2 separate regions of the Mus musculus genome follow, and region 2 is linked to region 1. Evidence: chromatin loops called from intact Hi-C (ENCODE). Cell type or tissue: gastrocnemius. All regions are shown on one strand. Each heading gives the region's core, and the rest is flanking DNA. Links, peaks and the distances in the headings are about the cores only. Region 1 has its middle 42 kb from the start of Cyp3a44. Region 2 has its middle 49 kb from the start of Cyp3a41b.

What was found. Peaks named below come from ENCODE experiments on the same cell type or tissue, not always from the same donor. Only the 100,000 strongest peaks of a DNase experiment are listed, where the experiment ranks them.
Region 2: a loop joins it to region 1, with 2.0 times the contacts of the local background. A loop is called at or near these places in 27 of 42 quality-filtered maps.

Annotation. Positions count from the first base shown.
Region 1 is chr5:145,755,495-145,772,283 of GRCm38, forward strand. It overlaps the pseudogene Selenok-ps2. Among named protein-coding and RNA genes, the nearest start is that of Cyp3a44, 42 kb to the right of the region's middle. In gastrocnemius, for the core only: no CTCF peak of the experiment used is centred there; a DNase peak (open chromatin) is centred at 7,891.
Region 2 is chr5:145,625,423-145,642,211 of GRCm38, forward strand. It overlaps the pseudogene Cyp3a63-ps. Among named protein-coding and RNA genes, the nearest start is that of Cyp3a41b, 49 kb to the left of the region's middle. In gastrocnemius, for the core only: no CTCF peak of the experiment used is centred there; no DNase peak of the experiment used is centred there.

The DNA.
Region 1 (16,789 bases), core at 3,676-11,675:
CCCGTCACTTGATCCTCAAATCCCTTTTTCTCTCTTTACTGTCCTTCACAGGTTTTGGCCTTTTATTGGACAGTTGATTTGGGGAGCAAGGTTTACATAGTATCACTTGGGGTATAGGAGGATTACCTGATTAGGGGCAACCAGATCTTGGGGCTAGTATTTAGCATTTGAACACATAGCAGTAGCAGACTAAGCCCAATATGTATCTTTTAAAATTTACTGTAACAGTAGCTGATGTGGAATCTGGATGCTTCCTGGTTTAGACATTCCTGCTTTTGTTCCTTGATGACTCAAACAAGTGTAGACACACTTGTGAATTTAAGAAAGATAAGTTCTCAGAAAGGAGAGAATTAAGCTTCTGCACTCCTGATCCAGCTCTGACCTCTAACCTTACCATTGACCTTCCAGTTTTCCAACTTCTCTTTCCATTTCCAGCACCAAGTGGACTTTCTTCATCTGATGATAAATGCTCATGATAATACCAAAGACAATGAGTCTCATAAAGGTAACCAAGACCTTCCTTGTTTATCTTGTGTGCTGGTTGTTTAGAAAATATATATGGAGGGTTTTCTAAGTAGAGAAATACTTCTGTTGAGTTGCTTAAGACATGGCTATTTGTTGGAAACAAAAAAAAGCTGGGAGGTCCTGAGGTTGGCCCTGGAGAAAAAGGTCAAGGGAAAGGGGCCAAATGTCTGACGAGAGTTACTGGGCTCTGGGCTGGCAGATGCAGGCAGAGCTCCCAGATGCTTTCCATTCGGCTTCAGTGTGCCTCTAAGTGTCTGACTCCACTCGGCAAGGGGTGGAAAAGGGGTATCCCCCGACCAGGGACCCCGGGGCTATAGGAGAGAGGGATGGGGGAAGAGATTCCCAAAACCTGTGAAGGTGGTACAGCATATCTTGATGGAGCAGAGACTATGGTTTAAGAGCTTTATTATAGAAATGCAGGGAGAAAGAGGAAGGTAGAAAGAGAGAGTGGGGAGAGGAGAGCGGAGAGAGAAGAAAGAAGACAAAGAGAAAGGAAAGGGGTGGGAGAAGTGAGAGGAATGAGAGGTAAAGAAACAAAGGAGTAAGAGAAGAGAGCAAGGTGGGGGCCAAACAACCTTTTGATGGACTTTACTGTCCCTAGATTCTGGGGAGGAGTTTAGTCTGAAGGTCAGAATCTTTGGCCATTGTCTATGTGACTACTGACCATGCTTCTCTTGTGGGGGCTGTGGGAGGTGGTACCTTAGGCAGGGGCCAGAGTTCCAGCAGCATGAGAGAAAACCTACCATGTCATGTAGGTGAATCCGGGTTCAGACCTCATCTCCACTGGGGACCAGCCTGCAATTCCCCACAGCTATTATCTCCAAGGGGTTTTCTGTGAGCACATGGATATAAGACTGCTCCTAATAAATGTTAACCATAATGGATGTCTCCAGTGATATGTGTGATATCTGACAAGGAAATAAGTTATAACTTATTTCTCTAACTATAATGCCAGCTGGGGTATTATAGTTCCATTGCTGATCTGTCTGTCTGTCTGTCTGTCTGTCTGTCTGTCTGTCTGTCTGTCAGTCTGTCTGTCTAACTATCTATCTAACTATTATGGAAGATTAGAATATACAATTGAGTAAAAAAAAAGTGTAATGACAAAATTCTTTAACCAAAGTCGAAGATTTAGAAATATAGGATTCCTGTCTTTCATTTGGGTGAAATTTCATAGCTAGAAAAACTTGAGAGGAGGAACAGGAAGAACAGATAAAAGGTTTAGAGCAAAGATAAGATTTAAAAGGTGAACTTAGCTTGTTAAACCCTAATTGGAGGGACCCAAAGATCAATTCCAATGCAATTATGTATGGAGTCTCCATTACGAGCTTGCTTGCAAGGTTTCCCATGATCCCTGTCACAGCAGGCCAGAGTGAAGGCTGGAGTTTAGAGGTGCAGGGTATTTATTATGATTACAGCATGCTGGGGAATTTCAGTATGGGTCAGCAAGTTAGTATTTTTCAAACTTCATTTCTGGCTTAATCTGCAGGAGCTGAACTTGTCCTCACAGACAGGATGATCAGGTTAACTGTTCTCTGCAGGATGTCTTAGGTTATCTCTATGTACCTTGATCTGGCTGTTGTAGCTTGACTAGCTGTTGCTAAGTGGGGGTGGGAGAGTTGTCATAGAATATTTGCTCAGATGGATTTGTGATTTTCTTCCTGGAATTGGAGTTCAGCTCCTTGTCTCATACAAAATAGAGTTTCATTGAAAATGATCTTGGTTTTGCTTTACAAGGGAACCTTCTTCCATTTACTGAGTTTCTGGTAATGATTGTAAAGATCTCATATAATGGAATTGAAAGTAGCATTAGGTGGCCATTTAGACACATTATCTGAGAGATATTATGGCCAAGTCCAGCTGAAATATGCTTAGAAGACTTTAAATCAGGTGCTAGGTCTGAGTTTCTCCAAGAGGCATTCCAGTATAGATGCACTTCCCATGGGTGAGGAGAAGAGTCACATGTCTGAGCCCAAGGCATCCTAAGAGCACAGGTAGAACTAGAACAAGTAGAAACAAACTGGCCAGCCACATTGTCATGGTGCTCTACCAGGCTGAAAGCAATGTGTCCAAGGAAACATGGTTCACTCAGTACTAGGATTTACTAGAAAACAGGAGCCGTGACAGTAGAAGGATGACACAACTACTGATTTCCATAGTGAGGGTCAATAAAAAGGGCTGGCCATAGCCTAAAGACTGTATCTAGTAGTACGTCAACTCCCAGAGCCACTAGAGTTCTGGACATTCAGTGGTTACTCCATGAGGTCTAGGAAAGTGTGTTCACCGACCAGGAATGGGATACTCACCATCAGTTGGTGTTAGATGCAGAAATGTATGGATCAGATGTCAGAAAGTAAGCATGTATCATGTGGATTGACGATAGGGTCCTAGCATGGAACCTCAACCCGCAGGAAGTCACACAAACTCTGGAATATACTATTTGAGTCTCAGCACCAAACATTGGATCTAAATGGCTTGATTCATAAGGTCACACAGTGCAACAGGTATCACTACGAAGGTTCATTCAGGGAAGTCAGAAGAGGGGATAGAGAGGGGACCTCTGGATGAATGTGGAAGAAAAAGAAAGGAGTGTGGAAGATGAGTTTTATCAGGGGCATAGCATATTCACAGGATGAGGGTATGGGACAGGAAGCAACTGTGGGAATGGGTCTCTCCTCAGCAGCTAGTGATGCCTCATCCTGTTGTCACTGGGCCCATAGGGATGGCTTTGCAGGAGTCTGATTGCTAACAATTTGCTAAATTAGATATTGATTTTAAAGATACCCACTGATTGTGGGTTTATAGGCCATATTCAGTGTAAGAGCAAGGAATTGCACTAATTGAGAAAAAATCTACAAATCAAAGAATCACAGCATGCATGGCAGAAGAAGTGCAAATGCCTTAACTCTATCACTGTGGGATCCAGTGCCATCTTCTGACCTCTAAGGACTCCTGTACAAACACAGACATGTGAATAAATAGAATTAACAAAACATCTTAACTTTTAGCAGCAGACTGGAGTTCAGTGTCCAGTGTTTGGTTTTAGATTCTGGGACAGGGTACTGAGGTGCATATATTACATATCAAAGCAGACATGGCCTCTAGTTTCTCCCAGCATCTCTCAGTTGCTATCTAGCATACCCTACTCACAATTCTGATCTTTCCACCCCTTCTCCCAGAGGCTCTCCCCTACATGATCAGGTATTTTGGTCTTCTTGTGCATCCTTCTCTTTATCCTTCTCTCTCTCCTTCTTTCCCTCTCTCTACATGTGTACTCTTTCTCCCTTTCTCTCCTTCTCTTCACCCTCCCCTCTTTCTCCTCCTCATAGCAATAAATCTACCCATGTATACTGTAATCTGGCTTGTACTGGCTCACTTGGCTTGCAAAGAAATAGCTTATCAGACATTACTCATTTGTTACCAAGAAAAGCCTTGGATGTTTGGTTTCAGATCTTAAGGCAAGGGAATAAGTTGTGCATTTTATATACCAAAGCTGACCAGGCCTTCAGATTTTTCTAGCTTCCCTCATTTTCTTCCTGGCTTACCTGTCCCTAACCTTGAATTTTGTAGCACCGGGGATGGGTCGCCTTCCCCAGAAGTTCCCTCTATTATTCCAGTCAGTTTTATCCCCCCACTTGCTTTCTTCCTCTGTCTGCATGGGCTTTTTCTCTACTCTTCCCCTCAACTCTGTTTCTCTTCACTTTGCAAATTCTATGTTCTCCTTCTTTTGGAGACAGCCTGGGAGCATCTTTACATTAACCTGCAAATTTCATTCATATGTATATATCTTGAATTGGTTTATTTGCCTGGCAGAGAAATAACTTATCACCCAGCTCCTAACTCTGATAGCGCACAGCCTTCTGTAACTTTTTATTTAGACAGTAGATACCATTTTCTGGTCTCCATGAGTGGCCTCTTCCACATACCACCCCTCAACACAGACACACACTCTGAAATAAACATAATTGAAAATAAAATTTGTAAACAAAAAATTTGATTTTCTCTTAACTCCTCTGTGAGTGTACATTCTGACAAGACTTATGATATTCTCCTCATCTACTCAGTGATGGTTCATTTTAACATGACTTATGGTTTTCTTCTCATCTCCTCTGTGATGGTCCATCTTAACATGACTTAAGATTTTCTCATCTCCTGTGTGATAGTCTATCCTGAGATGAGTCATGATTTTCTCCTCATCTCCTCTCTGAGAGTCCATCCTGACATATCTTATGATTTTCTCAAATCCACTGTAATGGTCCATCCTAACATTACTCTTGGTTTTCTCATCTCCTCTGTGATGATCCATCCTGACATGACTTATGATGATCTTATCTGTTTTGCGATGGTTCATCTTGACATGACTTATGTTTTTCTCATTTCCTCTCTTATGGTCCATCTTAAAATAATTATGATATTCTTCTCATCTGCTCTGTGAGGGTCCAATCCTGACATGACATATGATATTCTCCTTATCTCTTCTGTGAAGGTCTGTCCTTACATGACTTACTTGAAATGTTTCCTTACTTCCAGCATGTGCAACATGGAGATTACAACTCAGTCAATTATGTTTATTTTTGCTTCCTACAAACCCACCAGCAGCACACTTTCCTTTGGCCTGTATTCCCTGCTCGCTCACCATGATAGCTAGAAGAACCTGCGGGAGAACGATAGGGCTTTGCCCAATAAGGTAAGAGGATGGTGTAAGAGGGAAATAGAGAAGCATCAACAAAAACACTTTCTTATCACCCACAATGGTGTGTGTGTGTGTGTGTGTGTGTGTGTGTGTGTGTCTGTGTGTCTGTGTGTGTGTCGCTTCTGTCTCTGACCAGCAGAAAAGAGCGACGACACAGCATTCTTCTCAAAGCAGTTTATTCAGGAACCTTTCAACATGCAAGCAGGAATCTCTGTCTCTGTCTTTGACCACAATCCCTTATATATCCCCTCGTCAACGCCCCATCAGCCCAGTCTGAGTAATCTCAGTTCATTGGCCTTCGTCAAATGGCCTGATCTTGCATCATGGTGTGCCTGCACAGCTCTCACGATGGATGTGGCTTATTTTCGGGTGTATGAAGAAGTCAGGTGCAAGCATAAGACTTGGCTGCAGTCCCCAGTGCCATCTTGAGACTACCAACACACCCGCTCCCCACTTCTCCCCCTTTTTTCTATTTTGACAGAGAGAATGCCTGCCTTAGGTTTCCCCCTGAGACAATGCCTCTTACCAGTCATTAGGAGACAAACAGCTTTGGTTTGATCCCTGTCTTGTGTTGGAGTCTTACCCATCATTGACTACTTTTCTAGCATGCCAAGCCACACTTGAGGAGACTGTCCTGTCTCCAGAGCTGCAAAAGCCTGTATCATCAAGGCTTGGGTTCTGAGCTGATGAAACTTTATACGGCAAATGCACCAAAAGACCAGGATGCTGATTAATATCAGACACAGGGTAAGTCCACCAATTCTGGCATACTCTTTCAAGCAGGAGACAGCTATAGATCCAGCTGGCCAGTCCTTCAACCATGTATGTGTCCACATGGGTTGAGTTAATATGGACTATGGATTGTCTCAATTCCCGAACTAATCCATCAAAATGCTGAGACCAATTTCCTGTAAGGTACTGGGATATAGTGTGGGATAAATGAGCAGCACGACTGGCATTCACAAATGGTATAGATGTGACACACAGTCCCGGATATTTCCACTCACAACCCAATTGTGCTAACTCCATCAAAACATCCACTTGTTCCTGGACTAAATCAACCCTTTGATTCCGCAACAAAATTCCTGCTTTCAGCTGGCTAATAATATTTCCCTGAACATTCAAAGCTTCTGCAACACCCACAGATAAATTATTCACAGCTGCTGCTGTTTGTACCACAGAGGTAAAGGATATGGCCGAAGCCATGGCTGTGGTGGAGCAGTGACAATGGCCGCAGTAATGCCAAAAATCCCTCTTAGGTCTAAACAAAGACATAGCAGAAGGAGCTTGAACAGGCCAAGGTACAGAGTGAGGCATCCTAGTCACAACAGCTAAATGATATTCAGATACATTCCAGCATATACTATAATAACAAATATCACTACTACAATTAACAACATTATTCTCATAACTACCATTATAAACAATAAACACAAAATGAGACCACAAACAAACAGGTGTAGCCTTAAAGGAAGCATTACGCCCTCCAGCAAGTTGAGATACAGAGGTTTCAAACCCACTAGACTCATTCCAATAAAAACTTGCATCACCCCATGCCCCTCCCACTAGCATACTCAGAGGAGAAAGATCTGTGCAACTACCATTCACACCATACAACAAACACACATTAAAAGGATTACTAGCTCCTACTTGAGCTGGATTTTGATAGGTCCAATTATATCCTGAAAATGAGCCATTATGGACTGTGCCAATATAAGGAGAAAAGGTAAAATATTTCTTTACAGCCCAAGCTGCCTTTCTAGACTGACACCCAGTCCATGGCAGAAGGGAATCAGAGCTACCCTTGCAAAAGGGAGCCCATCTAGGTTGGGGAGGTATGGTATCATTGTCTTTGGAAAAAATGACAGGCCACACCCCTTGAATCCATGTGGCATTAGCTTTAGTAAAACTATTAATTGGCATGTCAAGCCATGCTGCTGTTTGATTATACATTTGAACGCAGCCACTATTCTGAGAAATATTTTGAATCATTTGAAAGCACAGCAACTCCCTCAACTAAAGCTGCATCGGTTCCTGCACAGTCGCTATTTCCCCATCTCATGGTAAAAAGGGTAACTGCAGCAAAGCATTAGATGTGAAAAATCGAGGGAACACTCGTGCCGAATGCGTCAATGACATGGGTTTGGGAACACAGATAAGATTCCCCAATGTGGATCTTCAGTCATCACCATGGGAAGTATCCTCAACACCAGGAACATCCATGCCATCCCCACTCCTCTCATTTTGGACTGCTCTGATCAACCTCTCCGGGACCCACAGTGGCTGTTGATGATCCTGGGAACTTACCAGCTAGCTGCCCTGACTGCGATGAGTTCTGAACGAAGAGAAGGGTCCCCATAAGGGCCACCACTTATTGCTTCTGTCTCTGAACAGCAGAAAAGAGAGACAACACAGCTTTCTTCTCAAAGCAGTTTATTCAGGAACATTTCAACATGCAAGCAGGAATCTCTCTCTCTGTGTATGACCACAATCCCTTATATATCCCCTCAACCACACACCACCAGGCCAGTCCAAGTAATCTCAGTTCATTGGCTTTCGTCAAATGGCCTGATCTTTCATCATGGTGTGCCTACTCAGCTCTCACAATGGATGTGGCTTATTTTCGGGTGTATGAGGAAGTCAGGTGCAAGTCATAAGACTTGGCTGCAGTCCTGGACACCATCTTGGGACTAATGCCAGACCCGCTCCCCACATCTGTGTATGTGTTTGACACAACGCACACACACACACACACACACACACACACACACACACAAACACACACATACAGAGAGAGAGAGACAGAGGAATTGAAAAGTTTGGTGTGTGTACATGTCTGTGTTAAGGTGTTTGTAAGTGGGCATGTGAGTATATGCTTGTAAGATTGTATATGAGTGTTTGTGTGTGTGTGTGTGTGAAGGTTAGAGGACAACTTTGGGGTTGGTCCTTCCTTTTTTTCCTAATTTTACACAGGGTTTCTTTGTTGCCACTGCTGCATACATCAAACACTCTAGCCCATGAATTTAGGGACTCTTCAGTTGCTACCTTCCATTTTGCTGTGAGAAGACTGAGATTACAGATCTGCATTTACATGATGGTGTGTGTGTTTGTGTGTGTGTGTGCATTGTGTATGTGTGTATGTGTGAGTGTGTATGTGCATGTGTTACACATCTGGGATTTAAGAGGAATCAGATTTCAGGTCCTTACACTTCCATAGCAAACATGCACACCACGAGCCATCTTTCAAATTCCAGTGATTTTATTTTACATTTTTGTATGTACGTATGTATGTATGTATGTATGTATGTATGTATGTATGTATGTGTATGTATGTATGTATGCATTTATGTAAGTATATATGTATATGTGTGTGTATATGTATGGGGGTGTGGGGCATTGGGCTATGCACAGACAGTCTGGTCTCCAGTAGAGCTGAGATTTTGAACCCTGGGACCTAGTGGTCATAATTTACCCACATGGGACAAAAGAAGTTCTCTCATGTCTCCTGGAACTCTGGCTCCTGTCTAAGTTACCACCCCTCTCAGCCACCACAAGAGAAGCATGCCTAGCAGTCATGTATGAAATGCCCCAAGCTTCTGCCCTTCAGGCTACACTCTTCCCCAGTTACCTAGCTACACTAAAGACCATAAGAGGGGATCCTTGGCCCAACATCACTCTCTCCTTCCTTTGTTCTCTTACCTCACACTTCTCTCACTCCTCTCTTTTTCTCCTCTCCTCTCTTCTCCTCTCCTCTCCTCTCCTCTCCTCTCCTCTCTCCCTCTTGCTCTTACTCTCTTTCTCTCTAGCCTTTCCCTCCTCTCTCTCCTCCCTTCTCTCTTTCTCTCTGCCTTTCTATAATAAAGCTCTAAAACCATAGACAGTCTCTGTTCATAAGGGCTGTGCTCACTCTTGAGGTGTGAGAACCTCTCTTCCCTCATCCCTATCTCCCATAACCCCAGGGCTACAGGGTGTGGTGCTGGGTCTCCCATGTCGGGGCTATCCCTTTTCCACACCCTGTTGAGCGAGTCAGAGGTTTGGATGCCCACCCAGGGCTGAGTGAATGCATCTGTTGGCCTTCCTGCATCCTCCTGTCCAGAGCATAGGTGGAACTCTGGTGGGACATGGGTCCTCCCTCCCCCTCTTCTTCAGGCCCCTTTTTAGTTCCTACATGGGGGCATGTGTGCTGCAGCATATGTGTTAAGGTCAAATGATAATCTGAAGGAATTTGTTCTCTCTTTCGGCTGCATGAGTTTTAAGGGTCCAAATCAGGTTAGTAGTTTCAGAGGCAGGTGACTTTGCTCCCTGAGCTGTCTGAGTAGCACTTGATAACTTGTAACAGGAGTAAAAGCACTGGTTTTTTCCCAGAACCATTTAGAAGTTATCATAAACGGCAACAAAAGGAGACATGGGCAATACATTTTCTCATGGCAACAGGAGGTTTCTGTAACACAGGGCTGGGCCTGGTGTGTGTCTGTTATCTAGGACCAGGAAATACCAACTAAGCAACATGCACACATTCTGAGTGATGTAAAAGATATGCAGTTATCAGTCAGATCTCTGAATTGTTCAATGATAGTGCTGGATATGCTGTGTACCAGCTGTACCCCGAGAGATCCTAGAATGGGCCTTGATAGAGGTGCGTGGATTGACTCAGCTCTGTGTCATGATTCCCCCTATATATTTATAGTTATAAAAGAAGCCAGGGTGTGAGCCTTATTGTCTAAATCATAAGCCAAACACTCTCTCTCTCTCTCTGTCTCTCTGTCTCTCTCTCTGTAAAAATGTGTGTTTGTGTGTGTGTGTGTGTGTGTGTGTGTGTGTGTGTGTGTGTAGGTCATAGAGCTACATTATAGACATTTCTAAATCACTTTCGACCATGACTTTAGATGGGATATCTCACTAAACCTGGAGGTGATCCATTTGGCTAGGCTTTTTAGCCAATGAGCAAGAGGCATGCACTGTCTCAGTCTACATACTGCTGGAATTATAGATGGGTTACACTCTGTCTAGCTTTATAAATGATTTGTGTCTGAACTTATATCCTCAGGCTTGCATAATAGAAACTTCACTAATTGAACATCTTCCAGGCCACAGGTGATAATTATTTCACTTTGTAAGGAGCTTGAGAAACTGCACAATGGGTAAGTCTTCCACGGGATCCATTCATATTTGAGTCCTAGCAACCAAAGGGCCGTTCTCAACTGCTCTGACTCTAGGTACAGGAGACATGATGCCCTCTTTTGGCTTCTGTGAGCAGTGTACTCATGTGGTACACATACACACATACACAAAAATCACCTACACACATAAAATAAAGCAAAAGTCTAAAACCCCTTTAAAATGTGCTAACTAAAGTCCTTTGAGATGCTGAGCTTGATTTTGAAGCTGCTGAGAAATCAGCAATAGACACACTTAAAGTCAAATCTGAAAATATCGGAACAAATGTTTTTATTTTTCTTCCCAGGCACTTTCCACTTATTTTTTTTCCCAGGACTAAATACATGGCCTTTATTTCTTCCAGATCAAAGATTTTGGGTATGATCATATAAAGATGAACAATCAAGTTTTGCAAGCTAGAAATATTTCTGTCTTAAAACTATACCAATACTTTAGTAAACTATACAAAAAAGATAAGGAGACAAACATACATGTATAGAACTGCGTATCAGTCAGGCCAGTATGTGCAGAGGGAATTACCAGCATGACCTCATTCATCTGTGAGGACACAGAGCAATCCTTCTTTGGACATACACCAACTTCTCCTGCATGAGCCACTCTTCACCACTTGATGGCTTCCTTCTACACGTGTGTATTTCTAGTTGTCTGCTTCTCAGAGCAGACATTTACCTTTCTCATCCACCAGCCATTGGAGGAGGGCTGGGGCCACGAAGGTGACTGACCCTATCCATTCTTCTTGGAGGGTTTCCTGGTGGCCTGCTTCCATCATCGTATCTGGAATCAGAGGAGCTCTTGTAGCCTCTTCTTTTCTTCACATCTTGCTGAAGCAGAGTTTTGAAAAAGAAAACCACAAATTCTGCTATTCCCCCAGAAGAAGTCTGTTAGGAAAGACACTCTCCATGGGGAATGATTCCTGCTGTCCAACACCTGGCCATTCGAGATGTAAACCATCTTCCATCTAGTTGCCTGCTTCCGAGTCACAGAGAAGACCAGACGCCCCTGATGTTGCCATACCTAGCCTCCCCCTAGTCAGTAGTAAGCAAGGAAACATACAACTTTTCAACATAAAGAAACATCGGAATGCACAACTCTAACTATGTAGGATGACTAAATCATACATCTTGCCTCAAAGCTCAGGGATTTACAAAAAAATGGAAAGAAGAAAGAGTGTAAGAGACAGAGGTAGTGGATGACTTTAAGGAAACAGCACTTCCAGACAAAACATGTCAGGCACACATATGAACTCATAGAGGCTATGACAAAATTGACACATTCTGCACAAGCTCAAACTAAAGAAAATTCTAGCTGAGAGGAGTTCAAGTTCGTACCTCTAGCAAAGGAGATATGGTCAGCTGAGAGCTCCTGACAGAGGACAGATCAGTTTTTTTCAATGGGGTGACACTGGGTGGAACTTCACTCTAGGGTAGGCCTCACACCCAGGAATAGCCCTCCAATACAAACTGGACTTCACAAATTTGTTTTGTTTTGTTTTGTTTTGCTTTGCTTTGCTTTGTTTTGCTTTGCTTTATTTTGCTTTGCTTTGGTCTGAAATAGTGAGAGAGATTGTAAAGTGTGTGGGAAAGTAGATAAGATAGAATCTAGGAAGATTTTGTGGAAAGGCATTATTGTGATCAAAATGTATTCTATGAAGTTCTCAACAAATATTAAAAGACTTGAAATGAAGATTTTTAACTAAGTGTTTATTTACATTTTCTGTGAAGCATTTATTATAAAATATGGCAACTAAAGCATCTGATAATAATTCTAGAGAGGTTTCTGCCTCAGGCTCCAGCGGGAGCCGCCTTGGTTCCGGAACTCCACAGAGGGCAGGCTGCAAAGGAGAGGGTGTGGAATACAGAGGCCAGCAGTTTCTGGGACAGGCAAGAGCCAGAGAGCTTCTGAGGTGGCGCCATCTTCGGCTCCAGACAACCGGCCACCTTCCTGGTGAGAGCACAGGGGTCCGCCCGGCCCAAGAGTTTTCTGCCTCAGGCCCCGGCGGGAGCCACCTTGGCTCCGGGACTCTGTGGAGGGCAGGCTGCACGGGTGAGGGTGAAGAATACAGAAGCCAGCAGTTTCTGGGACAGGCGAGAGCCAGAGAGCTTCTGAGGCAGCTCCATCTTCGGCTCCAGACAGCCTCCAACCTTCCTGGCCAAAGCAACACAGCTTGTGGGAAAGATCCTGTTTTGGGCCTTCATCTTCAGCCAGGAGGAGGTCCTAACACCAGATAACTGTGCACCTTCCCTGAAAGAGGAGAGCTTGCCTGCAGACACTGCTCTGACCACTGAAACTCAGAGGAGAGAGCAAGTCTCCCACGTCTGCTGCTAGAGGGTAACAAAATCACCAGAGGAACAATCTCTAAACAAAGACAACTATAACAACTAACTCCAGAGATTGCCAGATGACGAAAAGTAAATGTAAGAATCCTACTAACAGAAACCAGGACCACTCACCATCATCAGAACCCAGAACACCCACGTTGCCCAGTCCAGGGCACCCTAACACATCTGAAAAGGTAGACCTGGATTCAAAAGCTTATCTCATGATGATGGTAGAGGACATAAAGAAGGAATTTAATAACTCAATTAAAGAAATACAGGAGAACACTGCTAAAGAGTTACAAGTCCTTAAAGAAAAACAGGAAAACACAACCAAACAGGTAGAAGTCCTTATGGAAAAACAGGAAAACACATCCAAACAGGTGATGGAAATGAACAAAACCATACTAGACCTAAAAAGGGAAGTAGACACAATAAAGAAAACCCAAAGTGAGGCAACGCTGGAGATAGAAACCCTAGGAAAGGAATCTGGAACCATACATGCCAGCATTAGCAACAGAATACAAGAGATGGAAGAGAGAATCTCAGGTGCAGAAGATATGTGCATAGAGAACATCGGCACAACAATCAAAGAGAATGGAAAATGCAAAAAGATCCTAACTCAAAACATCCAGGAAATCCAGGACACAATGAGAAGACCAAACCTACGGATGATAGGAGTGGATGAGAATGAAGATTTTCAACTCAAAGGACCAGCAAACATCTTCAACAAAATTATTGAAGAAAACTTCCCAAATCTAAAGAAAGTGATGCCCATGAACATACAAGAAGCCTACAGAACTCCAAATAGACTGGACCAAAAAAAGAAATTCCTCCCGACACATAATAATCAGAACATCAAATGCACTAAATAAAGATAGAATACTAAAAGCAGTAAGGGAAAAAGGTCAAGTAACATATAAAGGCAAGCCTATCAGAATTACACCAGATTTTTCACCAGAGATGAAAGCCAGAAGAGCCTGGACAGATGTTATACAGACACTAAAAGAACACAAATTCCAGCCCAGGCTACTATACCCAGCCAAACTCTCAATTACCATAGATGGAGAAACCAAAGTATTCCATGACAAAACTAAATTCACCCATTATCTCTCCACGAATCCAGCCCTTCAAAGAATAATAACAGAAAAAAAAAAAAAAACAATTCAAGGACGGGAACCACACCCTAGAAAAAACAAGCAGATAATCCCTCAACAAAACTAAAAGAAGAAAGCCACAAGAACAGAATGCCAACTTTAACAACAAAAATAACAGGAAGCAACAATTACTTTTCCTTAATATCTCTTAATATCACTGGTCTCAACACCCCAATAAAAAGACGTAGACTAACAAACTGGCTACACAAACAAGACCCAACATTTTGCGGCTTACAGGAAACTTATCTCAGAGAAAAAGATAGACACTACCTCAGAATGAAAGGATGGAAAACAACTTTCCAAGCAAATGGTATGAAGGAACAAGCTGGAGTAGCCATCCTAATATCTGATAAGATTGACTTCCAACCCAAAGTCATCGAAAAAGACAAGGAGGGGCACTTCATACTCATCAAAGGTAAAATACTCCAAGAGCAACTCTCAATTCTGAATATCTATGCTCCAAATACAAGGGCAGCCACATTCATTAAAGAAACTTTAGTAAAGCTCAAAGCACACATTGCACCTCACACAATAATAGTGGGAGACTTCAACACACCACTTTCACCAACGGACAGATCATGGAAACAGAAACTAAACAGGGACACAGTGAAACTAACAGAAGTGATGAAACAAATGGACTTAACAGATATCTACAGAACATTTTATCCTAAAACAAAAGGATATACCTTCTTCTCAGCACCTCATGGTACCTTCTCTAAAATTGACCGCATAATTGGTCACAAAACAAGCCTCAACATATACAAAAATATTGAAATTGTCCCATGCATCCTATCAGATCACCATGGACTAAGGCTGATCTTCAATAACAAAATAAATAATAGAAAGCCAACATTCACGTGGAAACTGAACAACACTCTTCTCAATGATACCTTGGTCAAGGAAGGAATAAAGAAAGAAATTAAGGACTTTTTGGAGTTTAATGAAAATGAAGCCACAACATACCCAAAACTATGGCACAAAATGAAAGCATTCCTAAGAGGAAAACTCATAGCTCTGAGTGCCTCCAAAAGGAAACTAGAGAGAGCACACATTAGCAGCTTGACTACACACCTAAAAGGTCTAGAAAAAAAGGAAGCAAATTCACCCAAGAGGAGTAGAAAGCAGGAAATAATCAAACTCAGGGGTGAAATCAACCAAGTGGAAACAAGAAGAACTGTTCAAAGAATCAACCAATGAAGGAACTGGTTCTTTGAGAAAATCAACAAGATAGTTAAACCCTTAGCCTGACTCACTAGGGGGCACAGGGAAAGCATCCTAATTAACAAAATCAGAAATGAAAAGGGAGACATAACAACAGATCCTGAAGAAATACAAAACACCATCAGATCCTTCTACAAAAGGCTATACTCAACAAAACTGGAAAACCTGGATGAAAAGGACAAGTTTCTAGACAGATACCAGGTACCAAAGCTAAATCAAGATCAGGTTAATGATCTCAACAGTCCTATATCCCCTAAAGAAATAGAAGCAGTCATTAATAGTCTCCCAGCCAAAAAAAGCCCAGGACCCGACGGGTTTAGTGCAGAGTTCTATCAGACTTTCAAAGAAGACCTAATTCCAGTTCTTCACAAACTATTCCACAAAATAGAAACGGAAGGTACTCTACCCAACTCATTCTATGAAGCCACAATTACTCTGATACCTAAACCACAAAAAGATCCAACAAAGATAGAGAACTTCAAAGCAATTTCCCTTATGAATATCGATGCAAAAATCCTCAATAAAGTTCTTGCTAACCGAATCCAAGAACACATCAAAACAATCATCCATCCTGACCAAGTAGTTTTAATCCAAGGGATGCAGGGATGGTTCAATATACGGAAATCCATCAATGTAATCCTTATATAAACAAACTCAAAGACAAAAACTCATGATCACCTCGTTAGATGTGGAAAAAGCATTTGACAAAATCCAACACCCATTCAGGATAAAAGTCTTGGAAAGATCAGGAATTCAAGGCCCATACCTAAACATGATAAAAGCAGTCTACAGCAAACCAGTAGCCAACATCAAAGTAAATGGTGAGAAGCTGGAAGCAATCCCACTAAAATCAGGGACTAGACAAGGCTGTCCACTCTCGCCCTACCTATTCAACATAGTACTTGAAGTCCTAGCCAGAGCAATTAGACAACAAAAGGAGATCAAGGGGATACAAATTGGAAAGGAAGAAGTCAAAATATCACTTTTTGCAGATGATATGATAGTATATATAAGTGACCCTAAAAATTCCACCAGAGAACTCCTAAGCCTGATAAACAGCTTCAATGAAGTAGCTGGATATAAAATTAACTCAAACAAGTCAATGGCCTTTCTGTACACAAAGGATAAACAGGCTGAGAAAGAAATTAAGGAAACAACACCCTTCTCAATAGTCACAAATAATATAAAATACCTTGGCGTGACTCTAACTAAGGAAGTGAAAGATCTGTATGATAAGAACTTCAAGTCTCTAAAGAAAGAAATTAAAGAAGATCTCAGAAGATGGAAAGATCTCCCAAGCTCATGGATTGGCAGGATCAACATTTCAAAAATGGCTATCTTGCCAAAAGCAATCTACAGATTCAATGCAATCCCCATCAAAATTCCAACTCAATTCTTCAACTAATTAGAAAGGGCAATCAGCAGATTCATCTGGAATAACAAAAAACTGAGGATAGCAAAAACTCTTCTCAAGGATAAAAGAACCTCTGGTGGAATCACCATGACAGACCTAAAACTGTACTACAGAGCAATTGTGATCAAAACTGCATGGTACTGGTATACTAACAGACAAGTAGACCAATGGAACAGAATTGAAGACCCAGAGATGAATCCACACACCTATGGTCACTTGATCTTTGACAAGGGAACTAAAACCATCCAGTGGAAAAAAGACAGCATTTTCAACAATTGGTGCTGGC
Region 2 (16,789 bases), core at 4,786-12,785, 130 kb before region 1:
TCTGCCAAGTGTGCTATGGAGTCTAAAAACAAGAACCTTGTTTTGTCTATCTAAATCCCTATGCATAATATAAATGCTTTACTTATAAAGTACTAAAATAAGTGAGTGTGGGGCAATGGGCTATGCACAGACAGCCTTGTTTCCAGTTGAGTTGATTTCTTGAAACCCAGTGAGACCCAGTGATGATAATCTCCACCTACCTGGGACAGAAGGCCTTCCCTCATGTCTCCTGGACCCCTGGATCCTCTCAAAGTTACCACTCCCCACAGCCCCCACAACAGATGCTCTATCTTTCAGTCACTTAGAGAGTGTCCCAAGCTTCTGTTCTTCTGGCTAGCCTCCTCCCCACAGTTACCTAGCAATAGCAAGATAACAACCCCACTATAAGAGAGGATGTTTGGCCCCTCCTCCCTCCCCCTCTCCTTTTCCCCCTTCTCTGCTCTTGGCCATGGCAGGTCTCTCTCTCTTTGTACCTTTTCTCTTTCCCCCTACCTTTCTACAGTAAAACTCTAAAACCATAGAGATAGACAGAGCCAGGCCATGGCCACTTAGAGAGAGGGAGGAAGTGAAAGAGAAAAGAGAGCTAGAGAATAAGAAAGGTAAAGGCAGAGAGAGAGAGAGAGAATGAGAGAGAGAGAGAGAGAGTAAGGAGAAAGAGGTAAAAGTTTAGAGAGTAAGTGAGCTTAGAGAGAGAGCAAGGAGGGGTCAAAGAGCCCCTCTTGTAGTGGGCTTGTTATCTTGCTTTTGCTAGGTAACTGTGTGGAGGAGACTAGCCAGAAGGCCAGAAGTTTGGGACATTGTCTACGTGGCTGAAAGCCACAGCTTCTCCTGTGGGGAATATGGGGGCAGTAACTTTGACAGGATCCAGGGGTCCAGGAGACATTAGGAAATGCCTGCTGTCTAATGTAGGTGGAGATTACCACCACCAGGTCTCAGTGGGGTTCAAGACCTCAAATCAACTGGAGACCAGGCTTTCTGTGCATAGCCCATTACCCCACAAGTGAGGATGTAAGTAAATAAAGCTATACAACTGCCTTTAGGAAAAGATCAAAGAATAAACACTTCTGTCCCTTTGTCCAGAAAAAAATTCCAACCAATAAAGTGGACACACTCTAAATACACAAGTAATGTAATATTAGCCATGCTTTTTACATGAAACTAGAACAAGTTATTGAGGAAAATGCAATGTAAATACTTTACTAAATGTCTTATTTTATTTTTTATAATTATAAGTACTATGCACATGATTTGGATTGAGGCATACAAAAAAGATGTACAACTAAATATTTGCATAAATTGTACTAATTTTTAAATTAATGTTTTTACTAAATAATATTATAACTGTAAACCATACTTTCAAACATTTACCAGGTTGTCAATATGAAAACTATCCTCAAAAACTGTTTAGAGTTTGTGGAAGGAATAATTCAGCCTGCAGGAACCAAAAGTTGAACATGTAGTAAATAAGGACAGAAACCTAAGAGGAAGATTCATTTAGAGAGTGAAAAAGAACTTGCAGTATGAGAGCAAAATAAAAGGGCAAATAGACAACTACCTATTTTTAGAGCAGGGTTGCTGAAAAATGAGCCACAATCAACAAGATGTCCCATAAGGTGAAATTCACCATAATAAGCAACTTTTTAAAGACTTATAGTTTATTTATGAGTGTTTTCTGTGCACTTTGTATATATACCATGTGAGAATTACCAAGAAGCCAGAGTGGGCCATGAGAGTCACTAGAACTGGACTTACAAATAGTTGTGTGCCACCATGTGGGTATTGGAGACTGAAATCATGTTGTTTTCAAGAGCAGCAGGTGCTCTTAACTATTGAGCCAGCTAATGAGACCAATCACTTGTCATTATTTTAGAATAATGATTCTCAGCTGGGCATGACATGGGAAATCGGAAATGAGCTTTAAAAGCCACTCTGTGAGTGAGATGTTTTAGGACTTCAGAAATTGCAAGGTATCTTGAGTTTCTGGTTTCTTTTTGAGACACATGGCCCATGTTGGCTTCAAACTCACTAACTGACCAAAAATTTCTTCAAATTCTGATCCTCTAGCCTCTATCTTCTGAGTGAAGGTCTTGCAGGTATGTACTACCAGAGCTTGTTCATGTACTTCTGTGGACAAGAAACAGAGATTTATTCACAACCAGTAGGCATTTTGCCAAATGATATCATTCCAGACCCCATGTATGAGTTTTAAAGCTCTTTGGTAACTCTAATGTACATATACTAGTTGAGAAGAATGTGAGAAGAGGGCTTCTGTGAGCTCTAAAAGGAGAGGGAAACAAAAAACAAACATTTAAGGTATGACCATTATACCTCTGAAAGGTACATGACATACCCAATCTCCAAAGGACATGACTAGAATTTTAAATGGAATGCATGGAATCTTGTCTCGCTAGCCTACTCTGACTCTTCATAATGCTAAGTTTCATTCTATACAGACATAAAATAAAAGGCTCCTTAGGTAACACGAGGAGAAATAGCTCATTTGATCAGAAAACAAATAATTAAACCTCAAACATTCATTATTATTTTTATATACAGAACCTTCAATTGGAAAAAGCCTCCTATAAAACACTATATAGCGATAGTTTTCTCACTTACCTGTGTTTCCTGACAAGGCTGGAAGGAAAAGTTCTGCAGAACTTTAGTGAGAGCAAGTTTCATATTCATGAGAGCAAACCTCATGCCAATGCAGTTCCTGGGTCCAATTCCAAAGGGCATATATACATAAGGATCAATGCTGCCCTTGTTCTCCTTGCTGAACCTGGAGGCACAGTAAATGACTAGTTTGCAGAGGATAAAAACATAAGAGCTGCACATGTGAAGTTTCCTTTTGACATCTATCCAGTAACACACAGGTAGTTTGGGAAAGGTTTATTGAATTTCTACTTTCAGGTATTTGACTCTGAGAATTTTCCACTAAAGTTTCTTTCAATACCCCTTCCTTATAAGATTTTCCATATGGTTGGGATAAGATAAATGCCGTTTGAAAAACTGCATCATTGTTTGGGTACACACTAGTGTGATAGTGGTATTATGGGGTAGGGGAAACCAACCTTTTTCTGATTGGTTAGAGAGCCAGTTCTCAGGGGAAATTAATGCCTAGCACTGAAAATTTGTTAAAAGTCCTAGGGCTGCAGAAATCATAGAGAAGAATGTGGTGATGTTTTGCTAAGTCAACATGGTACCAAAATGCCTTTTTGATATTTATCTTTACACACAAAAATTAGTGCTGTTCTCAGCTTTGGTCAGAAAAGCTTTAGTTTTCACTGAGAAACAGCACAGAAACTCATGACTGGTCATACTGCTGATAAGTGGTGGTGGAGTGCTCAGTCCCACCCAGAATCAGGAAACATCACAGAAGGAGGGGAAGAAGAAATGTCAGTGACAGGGCATAAAATGAATGTTGGGAAGTACTATCTTCTGCATATGACAAAAACATTGCACTTATGAACTCACAGCACTTGTGAACACCTACACAAGACTAGACACAACATAATTGCATTATGGGAGGGAAATAAAGTTCATGAGATGCCACCTTGCTAAGGAGCTGTTGATAATAAATGCTTAGTGGACGATGGAGGAGTTTTTCTTCAATGGTGCAGCCACTGGTGAGTTGATCATTCTCCAAGATATAACCCATACATCTATGCTTATGCAAACAACCTAAGTAAACTCACAAGTCACCAAAATCCAAATATATGTTAATACAGGAATAAGACAGGTTGAAGACAGACAGGGATTCCACATGAGTGTGAGGAAGAAGAGACAGGGAAATGTGAGGTGAAAATGACCAGAATTCACTATCCATTGATGAGACAGTTAAAAAAGAAAAAGAACCAAGAAATGAACTATACCTTTAAACACTAAAAATCCATTTGGGATGATGCTATATTCCAACTCTGAAAATACATACTATTTTAACTGGAGAAAAAATGGGTTCCTGCCACACACTTAAGTGGGTCATTAACTACTTGAGAAAGAAGGAGGTAAAGATTCTGTGTGTAATTAGTCAGACGTTCTGCCAGTCTCACTTCCGCTCTCCTCTCTTTTCTTCTCTTTTTCTGCCATTCTCCTCACACAATGCAAATGTTTGTAAAATCATACTTAGATCATCTTCCTATGAGAGACATCATAGTATCCACAGGCTTGCAGAAGACAGAGTGGGTTCCTCCTCCTAAGGTTCTAGTACCTTTCAGGTTGGAATTCTTCAGACTCTGGCCAGTGCATGATGAAGAGCATAAGATGGAATCATCACCGTTGACCCTTTGGGGGTATACACACCATTGAGTTCAACATCTTTTTTACAGACTCTCTCAAGTCTAGTAACAATGGGATAAAATCTGGGGGTTTCATTAAGCACCACATCCAGGTATTCCATCTCCATCACACTATCATAGGTGGGAGGTACCTGGGAAGAAAGAAAAAAGATTTGTGGTGCAATTTTAATTTAATTTTCAACTGTGTCTAGTGTTGAGTTCTCAGCATCCTCAAAGTCAAGTTCAGAGGCTCAAGGACTTAGTTACAATTCATTTTAAAAGGTTTCTAAGATTGTTTTAATTCACATATGTAGATATTTTGCTTGTATATGTTTATGTACACCATATAAATACAGTGCCCACCGAAGCAAAAAGAGGGCATCAGATCTCCTGCAACCAGAGTTAGAGTAGTTGAAAGACGTCATTTTCATGCTAGGACTCAAATATGAATGGATCCTATGGCAGAGCAGCAAGTGTTCTTAACCATCTCTCAAGCTCCTTACAAATGGAATGACTGTCACTGGAGGCCTGGAAGATGCTCAATTATGGAAGTGTCTACTATGAAAACCTAAGGATGAGAGTTCAGATACAAATCATTATAAAGCCTGACACAGTGGCACCCATTTCTAATCCCAGCAGTAGGTAGACTGAGACAGATTTTGCCTGGTTCTCATTGGCTAGACAACCCAATCCATTCCATAAGCTCCAGGTTTGGTAAGAGATCCTGTATCATAAAACATGGTGGAAAGTGGTTTAGAAATGTATACAATGTAGGTCTATGACCTATCACACACATATGCACATAAACATATACATAGAGACGTGGGATGATTTAAACACCAAGGCTCACACTTTGGCTTTTTCTCCTATAACCATAAAGAGATAGAGAAAATCATGGCACAGAGTTGAGTCAACCCACGCGGATTAATCTAGGCCAAGGCTAGCCTCTCTCAGTATTCAGCAGGGACAACATGGCAGAACTAGCAGTATCATAGAATCTTTTAGAGAGTTATATGTTAAATGCATATCTTTAACATCACACAGGTTGTGTGCACGTTGCTTGCTTGGTAGTCTTGTGGTTCTAGATAACAGACACACCAGGCACAGCTCTGTGTCACAACAACCTTCTATTGCCATGAGAGTCTTTATTGCCCATTTCTCCATCTGTGTCATGTTCATGATAATTTCTAAATGGTTCTAGGAAAAAACAGTGCTGTGCTCTTGTTACAAATTATGAAGGATTGCTCAGACAGATCAGAGAGCAAAGGTGCCTGCTATTGAGCCTACTTACCTGATTTGGACTCTTAAAACTCATGCAGCAGAAAGAGCGAACAAATTCCTTCAGGTTATCCATTGACTTCCACTCACATGCTGCAGCACACATGCCGCCATACATGTATACATTCATACTCATATATAAGTACATATATATGTACATACATGCATACATACATACATATATGTAAAGAAAAAAAATCACCAGAATCGGAAGGTTGGCTCAGTGATGTGAATGGTTACTCACTCACTCACACAAAGTTCATACAGAGACAAAAATACATATATACCCCCACACACAACATACACACACTCCCCCTCACTCACACAGTGTTTGTCTCTCACTCACACACAGAGACTCTATTTCTCTCTCTATCTCACACACAGACACACACTCTCTCACATACACATATACACACAAACTTTCTCTCTATCCCCCTCTCCCTGATTCTCACACACACTCTCTCCATTCTGCTCTCTTTCTCTCTGACTCTCTCTGTCTCTGTCTCTCTCTGTTGCTTTCTCTCTTTCACACACACACACACACACACACACACACACACACACACACACACACACACACACACACACCACTGCAAGTGACCAAACGGTGTTTTTGTTGAGATTTCTCCTTTTCTCTTCTACACCATCATCTCACCTTATTGGGCAGAGCCTTTTCGATCTCTTCCTGCAGTTTCTTCTGGATGTCAGGGTGAGTGGCCAAACAATACAAAGTGAAGGAAAGTGTGCTACTGGTGGTTTCATACCCAGCAGAAATGAAGATAATTGACTGGGCTGTGATCTCCATGTTAGAAAAGGCTGAAAGTAAGAATCCATTTTATGTAAGTCAGTCATGATGTGCTATCACAGACGAGATGAGGAGAAAATCAAATGAGCTTTCATTTACCTAGACACACTATGGAAATGCTCTTCAGTCACACTGAGACTGTCATCACCATGACAGCAAAATGACACATCCAGAAAAAGAGAAGAAAGCTTCAGTCATGTTGTCCTAGTGTTTCTGCTGACTCTCACAATCCCCTGTGGGCAGCTTCAAGATATGGATTTTCATGTTTGTAAATTTTATTTTAATTTATGAGTATTTCTGTTTGTGTGTATCTATGTGGAGGGTGCCACATGTGTGGGGAGGGTGTCCATGGAGGTCAGAAACCCCTAGAGAAGCAGTTATAGAAGGTCCCCTGTATAGGTTGAGATATTTTAAATTTTCATTTATTTATGTGTGTTTGTCCAGGGAGGCCATAAGATGGCATTGGAGTCTACAAACATAGAGTTACAGGCAGTAGTACATCTTCTATCATGAGTGCTTTAATCCTATTGTTTGCAAATTTTTCCTCCCATTTAGTGTAAGTGCTTGCTACTCAACTGAAACTGGACTATAAATTCACAATTGGTGCCTATTTTAAAAGTGAATAATTATTTTAGCAAACAAAAACTAAACAGAAGGACTGAGATGTTGTCAGTAGATGGCGGTACTTCCCTAGTGTTCATGAAGCCTTGGGTTCAGTGCCCAGCACTTTGTGAATCAAGTGTGACAATGTCTATATTCTTGTTTACACTGGAAGATTGACAGGAAGGAAAACAGCCAGTGATGGAAAAATTCTACATGTCTGTAGTCTCAGGAGTTAAAGGTCATTCTCAGGCACATTGTGAATGTGGATCAGCCTGTGCTACATAGGAGCCTGTAGCAAAAGAAGGAGGAGTTGTAAAAGAACTTGAAATTAGCTGATCACATCAAAGGGTTTCAAGTGGGCAGATAGGAAAGGGCTTGAAACACAAAGTACCTGCCACTTTAAATATTAAACATGGGGACACACTACATATAAGCAAGTGAGTGTATGGGAAACAATCATATAGGTAAGAATGGAAGACTCCCTTTCCATTAGTTACTGGTGCACATCTATAGACTAAAATCTGGAACTGGAATGATAATGTCATGATAATAATAATGATTATAAATTAAAAAAATAACCACATATGGGAGGCTAGAAAATGACTCAATGGGAAAACTGGAATTTGAGTCCTCACTCCCCATGTAAAAAGTCAGGTGGGGCAGCACATACTTTTAACCACAACACTGTGGATTGTTGGGACCTATTGGTAGTCAACTTTGTTGTGGGCTTAAAAAAAAGACCCTGTCTCAAGGAAATGAGTCAGAGAGGGATTGATAAGACACTGGTGGATGCCTTCATCTTTTCTGTGTACATACACCTAAAAGTGTGCACTTATGAACATACTCTGGCACATACATGTACTACACAAAGAAGATAAAAATCTGTAAGTGAGAATTTTATGTGTTTTTGAGATAGGGTTTTTCTGTGTAGCCGTGCCTGTCATGGAATCTGATGTAGACCAGGTTGGCCTTGAACTCACAGAGATCCACCTGCCTCTGCCTCCCAAGTACAAGGATTAAAGGCATGCTCCATCACTGTCCAACTATGAGTGATTTTAAATACCTAAAAGAATGAAAAGGACAAATCCACTTGTACAAAGAGGCTTTCTCCAGAAGCTACTTACACATCACACAATGAAGTCTATCTTTTCCATGGATTAGGCTAGAGAACACATGTTCAACAGGGAGTCCCAGAGAACTTCAACACCACTTGGGTCCATGCCCCTGATTGGATGTTTAGACACAGATATCTAGGCTGAGCTTAGAGATTTCTTGCTGGGAAAGATACAACCAGCACATATGCTCACCCAGGTAACAGACAGACCACTGGAAAGGTCCATCATGGCCATCCTTCATGTTAGGAGTGAAATTTTACCCATGTGAATCCAGAATATTCCATGTTTATAATAGACATGTCTGTCTTTCAGAAACTCAACAGTGGTTTCCCTCTACCTAGAAAAACCTCCTCGCATATTTTCTGAGCAACCCACCTGCTTCCCAAGAGTTTCCTTGTCTATAGACCAGGAAGGGCTTGCTTACCTTTATGAGAGTCTTTGTCTTTGGAATTATTATGAGCGTTCATCATTAGCTGAAGAAAATCCACTCGGTGCTAGAAGCAGAAAGAGAGGTTACAAAAATGGAAGGTCAATGGTAAGTTCAAAGGTCAGAGGTGGACCACAAGTGCAGAACATTAATTCTCTCCCTCTGAGAAGGTGGTTCCCTCAAATTCACAACTGTGGCTATCGTTGTTAGAGTCATTAAGGAACAAAAGCAAGAGTGGACTAATTAGGAAGAATCTAGCTTCCACATCATCCAATTTTACAATAAATTCTAATAGATAAAATTTTAAACAAGCACCTTTTTTCTCTAAAAATGTTTTTGAAAGAGATGAAAATAATATCCCCCCTTTTGATCATTTTTATTTTGTATTGAAGTTTCATACTCATACTCAATCAGATATGGTCATCTCCACCCCAGTGTTTGCTCCAAACAATTCCTTCTATACTGTCTGTAACATTTCTTCCTCCACACTCCATGCCCTCTTCTTAGTCACCCACTAAGTCCAACTAGTGTTGTGCATATGTGCATGGCTATGAGGCTACCCGTTGCGTCATGGGAAACCTACCTATTTTCACACCCTCCATCTACAGCTATGAACTGCCAATTGACCCTCAGCAAAGAGCACTGCATACAGAGATCCTCTCCCATCCTCACTGGAGTTCTGACAGTCTTGACCTTGTTCAGGTCTAGCGCCATGCCAATTTTTTTTTCAGTCCTAATGCAGGATGTTCTAGCTTTTATCCCTATTGCTAAGGATTCATTTCTAGATTATTCTCAACCAACTTGTTAAAACTCCAACTTCTCCTCTATGAGTGAGTTCTGGGATACCCAAAAATAGACAGAAAAAACTCTGATCCTAAAATTTGAGGGAGAGACAGAGAGACAGACAGAGAGACACACACAGAGAGAGAGAGAGAGAGAGAAAGAGAGAGAGAGAGAGAGAGAGAGAGAGAGAGAGACAGAGACAGAGACAGAGAGAGAGACAGAGACCGAGTCAGAGACAGAGACAGAAAGGAAGAAGATCTAAAATCATATATTAAAACATCTAAGACCTGTGTTTATCGCAGATAGTTATGTGTACAGTAGCACAGGTACTATAGAAATTTTATGTCCACTTGCTTAATACATTAAAAATTCAGTTACTTTTTGACTCAGCAATGCTGATTCTAAATATAACCCCCAAACATAAAACTAAATATTTAAACATAATCTTGTTCATGAAGGCTCATGGCAGAGATATTCATGGCAAACATGTGAGACTAACTTCCATGTCCATCAACAGATAGGGAGAATAAATTACTCATGGACCCAGGACATTGTGACACTTGATCCATTAAATATTGTGCTAAATAAAAGAGGCATGTCACAGAGAAAAGATAGTCTATGATCCCATTGATGTTTAATGTCCAGAATACACAGATACAGAGCAAGTGAACTGGTTGTTGCTTAGGTCAATATTGCTTGAAAGTTACAACATGGCTAGAACAAAGTCCTATTTGATTGACCATGGTTAAGGGTCAGGGTGCCTTCAGTAAATGCTGATCCCAAAGAGATCAGAGACAGAGAATAAGGAGCTGTTGAGTGCTTAGCCCTAAATGGCGTGTCTATATCAGCACCCGACACATCAAGGCTCATGGAAGATCATGAAAAGGGATGTGGAACTTAATTCAGAGAAAGGAATTAGGACTGTGAAATGCTGTATTGTGGACATGACATGGCCCGTTTTTGAACTGACTGCCTGCAGCAGACCAAGCCAATAATACTGGTCAGAATCTTAGCATGCAGCACCAAATGGACTCGACTAGCTACCAAAGCAGAGAAAAGGACAGGAAATTGGGAGGAAGATGTATTGGGTGTCTAAGCAATGTGAAAAGTAAGAGTTAGCAGTGGGTGTAATTGAGACAGATGTTATGAATGTATGTTATTGAATCCATGGAGAGTTCTGGACTTACAGAGTGTCCAATTTGTATTTATACTAATTAGTGTTTATCAAAAAATAATTCTAAAATAAACCCGGGACTCAGGGCTGCACACTGTAATTGCATCCCTCAAGAGGCAGTGGTACAGGGATCTCTGTAAGTTCAAGACCAGCCTGTTATACACAGTTATATCCAGGCCAGCTAGAGGTACATGGTGAGACCCTGTCTCAAAGAAAAAAAAGAAGTTAGAAAACGGAGGCAATCTGGCTACATGTTCTCAAAATACTGAACTGTGCCTTTAGGCGATGAATTATATGACAGGTGAACTACACACCACTACAGCTGATTATTTGGGGGAAATTGAGGAAGAGAAATGCAGAAAGACAAACAAGGCCACAGACAACAGCAATGATCAAGATCCAGAACTGTCTACTCACCAACTGAGAAGAGCAAAGGATCAAAAAAATCAACTCTTAAAATCTTTCTGGCTTTCTCCACAAAGGAATCCTCTGGGTTGTTGAGGGAATTCACATTCACTCCAAATGATGTGCTGGTGATCACATCCATGATGTAAGCACCTAATACACTGAGGAGAGAGAGGCATAGGAATTTAACAGGTGCCAGAGACTGTAAAAGAACTCTCAGGAGACAGTCAAAGCCACCTCAGTATGGACCAAGCCCTTCCCAGTAATTCTACCCTCTATCACTGCAATCTTCTTACTGTCACATTTCTTCCCTTTAAACTGTGTATAATGTCATCTAGTGTCTAAAGGGGCAAGTACAAGCAGCTGGACAATGTGAGCTGCACCCATTTCCCCTCCTCTCCCAGAGCCACAGTGATGGACCAGCACTCACTCTTTCATAGCAACAGGCTTGCCTTTCTCTGCCTCTTGCCTCAAGTACTTTACCAAAATGTCTCCATACTGTTCAATGATAGGGAACATCTACACAAAACAGAGAAGCATCCACAATTAGGATGGAGGCTCTAGTAACTCATGCTGCTCTTAAAAGAATTTCACTCACCTCCTTGAGTCTTCCACTGGTGAATGTGGGGGACAGCAAAGCTCTATATCTCTTCCATTCCTCGTCCTTAGATATTGAGATAGCTTTACTCATTATTCCCACTGGGCCAAATTCCTAGAGTCAAAAAAGAAAAAAAGAACCCTCAGAATGCCTCACAGCCTATGAGAAATGATCTGTGTACTCATCTTCCTATTGTGGTTTCAACCCTTTATGTTCCAGGATTCTTTTAAGTGGAAATTTCTCTGTGGTTGGAAAATTATGTCCAGGGGTTGGGGATAAGGTGAAAACAGGCCTTAGTCCATCTCTAGAGCTGTGTGGTTGGAGTTTGGCTTGGAAAAAGTTAGAAAGTTAATTTTTTATCAGACAAGTTCTCCAGCTCTCTATTTACAACTTGAGCAATGTGAAGAGGATGTCTTCTCACTCTCTCTCTCTCTCTCTCTCTCTCTCTCTCTCTCTCTCTCTCTCTCTCCGTGTGTGTGGGTGTGTGTGTGTGGGTGTGTGTATGTACATATGAATGCTGGTGCATGTAGAACCATGAAAGGTAGCTTGGTTCCTGGTTGAACTAATGCTTGAAGCTCCAGAAACTATGAAAAGACTGTAGGTACTTCGCTGGTTACTGGGCATCAAGACCCTGTCACTAGTTGTAGCTCCCATAGGTTTGTGGCCTCAGTCATATAAGGGCAATGCCCCAAGCCTCTCCATATGTAGAGGACATGACCTGTGGTCACATGGGCTCAAGAGAGATCTTCATTTTATTGGGGTACCTAAAAGCCCTGGAGGGTTTATCCAATAAGCATTCTTTCCCAGACTCTCTTCTCTGCAAAATATATTTAACCTTAGGCACACCTGAGAAGAGGGGTATGGTTTCATAATCCACTTTCTGCTTTGATAATAAATGTCTTAAAACCTTGGACTGCCTTTCTTTATTTGGATCTGCCATGGGGAGCCATGCAGAAGGCCTTTGCCTATAGAGCCACCATCTAATCTCCTGTAGAAACTCTCTCTGTGCTCTCACATATGGGTGCCACCCAGCCTAAGCTCAAGAATTCAGCTAGACTTTCCCTGGTGGACCAGACAGAGCTCCCTCCTTTATCCCCTAGCTGTGGGGAATTGGGCTATGCAAAGACAGGCTAGTCTCCACTTGAGCTGAGTTCTGAACGCCAAAGGGTGATAATTCAACTTCATGACATGTTAGGCATTCCGTTATGCTCCTGGAACTCTGGAGCCTGCATAAGTTACCACCCCCACAGCCCCCACAAGAGAAGCATGGCTAGAAGTCACATAGGAAATGGCCCAAGCTTCTGAAGTTCAGGCTAAACTCCTACCCAGTTACCTAGCAAGAGTAAAGACCATAAAAGGGGCTGTTAGGCCCCCACCTCGCTATCTTATGCTCGTACTTCTCACTCTCTTACTTGTCTCCCTCTTACTCCTCACTCTCACCCCCTCTCCTCTCTCTTTGTCTTTTCCTCTCCTCTCATCTCTTCTCACTTCTCTCCTATCTTCTCCTCTCCTCTCTCCTCTCTCTTACTCTCTCTATCTCTCTAGCCTTCTCTCTCTGTCTCTCTCTGTCCCTCTCTGTCTCTCTGTCTCTCTGTCTCTTTTCTCTTCCTCCTTTCCTTTCTACAATAAAGCTCTTAAACCATAGAATGCCTGTGCTCATCAAGGCCTAATGCGCTTGGAGAACGGGACAGTCTTTCTCCTAATGAGCCGTTTCTACTCTCCCATTAGAATTCCTTCCTGTGCTCCAGCCAAGATCCTCTGCACTCACTCTCATCAGTGTTGGGACACGCTTCCCTCATCCCTCTCTCCCATAACCCCAGTGGCTTTAGCAAAGTAGCTCTGGGACTCCCAGGTAGGGCTGCCCCTTGCCACCACCCCGTGCAGAATGGGTCGGAGGCTTAGATTCCCACCCAGGGATGAGTGGAAGGTACATCCAGCCCTCCCACGCCTGACAGACCAGAGAATAGGTAAAACTCTGGCGAGGTGTGGTTTTCCCTTCCCCTTACTCCCCAGGGTCCCCCTTTTCTTTTCCCCACACGTGGCCCCAGGATTGATCCAGCCTGTGGGGCCCCCACTCCATTCTGAGCTAGTCCACAGTTTCAAGTGGTGCATGGATATCCAAGAGCCTGAGACCCAGACAGCTCCAGCTTCCTTGCAAGCTTGAGGACCCTTGAGCCACTTCTTGGTGTCCCACACCGCAGACTTTCCTTTCTCACCCCTGGAATGGTGTTCCAGGGCTGCTCTACCACTCAACACCCACCTGGCTACAGCATGGGCTAAGCATGGTCAACTTCCCACATCCGGACTCCCCAAGTGACCATGCCCTATGTTGGTTCAGAAGCAGGACCTCCCATAAAACTACAGGTAAAAATTCCCAAGTGTGCTCATGTGGAGACCAGAGGTCAGGCATCTTTCCCTATAACTCTCTATGGAATATTTTGGGCAAGGTCTCTCTGTGAATATAGAAGTCTCTGATTTGGCTAGAGTCACTAGCATACAATTCCCTGATATCTAGCTGTTTTAACATACATCTCTAGAGTCACATATGAATGCTACTCTGCCCAGCTTTTGGCGGATGCTGAGGATCCAAACTCAGGTCCTTTACCCAATGATCAAGCCATCTCCCTAAGCCTCGGACACAAAGTATTTAGTATATGTATTTTTTTTAAAGGATTACTTCACTATTGTATGGGTTTGGCCTAATGTTTCTTGTGTTATACCGCTAATTTTCATCCTCCAAAATGCTAACAGGAGTACCTATACATAAGACACTGAGGGACTCTACCCCCAGTTGGCTCCATTTGGTAAATAAAGATGCCAACAGCCAATGCATGGACAGAACAGATAGAGGCAGGACTTTTAGGATTCCTGGGCTTGGAAAGAGAGGAAGAAGCTAAATCACCTTGAGAGGGGCATAGGACAGGTCAGCCATGTAAGAATTCAGATAAGTGGCTCTAGTGACCACATTCCCAATTGGGTCTGAAGTAGCAGAGTTGAAATACTGATTTTAAAGAATGTTAACTCTGGAATACCAGAATGGAATGTTTGCTAGCCTCAGGAAAGATTAGAAGTACCAAACTATTAAGCTAGCCAAGGCATATTGAAATTAGCTGGTGTGTGTGTGTGTATGGTATGTGTGTGTGTGTTTTCCTGTCTGTATGTCTTTCTGTATGTCTGTCTGTCTCTATGTGTCTATCTGTATACAGTATCTGTGTGTGTCTGCCTTCCTGTGTTATGTCATTATGTCTGTCTCTATGCATGTGTCTCTGTGTGTGTTGCATATATCTGTCTGTTTGTGTGTGTGTTTTATCAGTGTGTAAGTGATATTAGAAATGATACTCTGCTTTTAGAAGAGACCCAGCATACCTGACTCTTGAGAAGCTTCATCCAGCAACACATGAAAACAGATGCAGAGGCTGTACTGACTGGTTTTGTGTCAACTTAACACAAAATGGAGTTATCACAGAGAAAGGAGCTTCAGCTGGGGAGGTGCCTCAATGAGATCCAGCTGTAAGGCTTTTTCTTAATAAGTGATCAAGAGGAAGGGGCACTTGTTGGTGGTACCATCTATGGGCTGGTAGTCTTGGGTTCTATAAGAAAGCAAGGTGAGCAAGCCATGGGAAGCAAGCCAGTAATGATTGTCACTCTATGGCCTGTGCTTCAGCTCCTGCTTCCTGACCTGCTTGAGTTCCAGTCCTGACTTCCTTTGGTGATGAACAGCAATGTGGAAAGTGTAAGCTTAATAATCCCATTCATTTTGAACTTGCATTTTGGTCATGATGTTTGTGCAGGAATAGAAACCCTGACTAAGACAGAGACCCTGAGCCAAACATCATCTACAACTTGGGGAGTCATGTGAATGAGTCAGGGATAGAATTGTGTAAGCTGGAAGGGTCAGAGACCCCAAAGAAGACATACAGAGTCAAATAACCTGGGACCATGGGGTCTCACAGAGACTGAATCACCAACCAAATTACTTATAGTGGCTTTACTTAGGCTCCCTACACATCAGTGTGCAGCTTGGTCTTTGTGTGGATCTCCTAAAAATTGGAGCTGGGACTGTCTCTGAATCAGTTGCTAGCCACTAGAACTCCTCCCCCTATCTGGATTGCCTGGTAGTGCCTCAGTGGGAGAAGATACACTTCGTCCTGATGCTGGTGGATGCCCCAGGGAAGGTGGTACACAAGGGGGACTTCCCCTTCTCTGGGGAGAAGAGGAAGGGGTTATGGGCGGAGGAATCAGTAAGGGTAGGACTGGGAGGAAAAGCGGGAAGTGTGCTGCAATTAGGATGTAAAATGAATATATATATTCATATGTGTGTGTGTGTGTGTGTGTGTGTGTGTGTGTGTGTGTGCCTGTGCAAGTGCGGGTGTGTGTGCGTGTGCATGTACGTATATATGTATATTTATATGAATGTATGAAAAACCAATGTGACCTACCCGCCGGTTTGTGAAGACAGAAAAACATTCCTTCACTAGAACATTCTTAATCATCTATGGGTCCGTGATGACAAAGAGAGGCATTTGACCATCAAACAACCTGTGGTGGGAAGACAGCTGATGTACCACGTTCTGACATGAGAGCCGCACCCTGACTTTGATCCCAATGCTTCAAGACCCTCATTCTGCTTATACAATACATGGTCACAGGAGTTCCCAGTTCAGCTTAGGAATTCTGACCATGTACTCAATGGAGTCTTTGGAAAATGATAATTAATGTCATTCAAGACACAATGAGCCACTTCAAGACAAACCAGCTCTGTAAGGCACCACACTTAGAAATAATAAGTGGAAATTTGGCAAATCTAGATGTGTATATGTGAGAATTGCCTATACCATTTTCTATGAATTTGCATATTTGAAATATTGCAAGGGTCTGGAGCGATGAGTCCACAGTTAAGAGCACATGCTGTTCTTGAAGAGGACCTAAGTTTGGATCCTAACACCTACATTGGGTAGCTCACAATCACCTCTAATACCAGGTCCAGGAATCTCCAATACCTCTGCAGTACACCAGAGCCAGAGGCAGGCAGATCCCTGAGTTCAATGCCAGCCTGGTTCACAAAGCGAGTTCTGGACAACCAGGGCTATACACAGATAAACCCTGACTTGAAAAAGACATAAAATATTAAAAATACTAGTATATGTCAATATCTGGTGTTGGGATGCTTCTCAGTATTATGGTACCTGCCTAGAGTGTAGATCCTGGTTTTGGTACACTGATATTAAAACACAGAATTTAACTGAGGTGCTTGTATCTACTTCTCCAAAGCTCATGGAGTCTGGAAGACAGGACAAGAAGAGCATGAGAGTCAGGAAGCAGAGGGG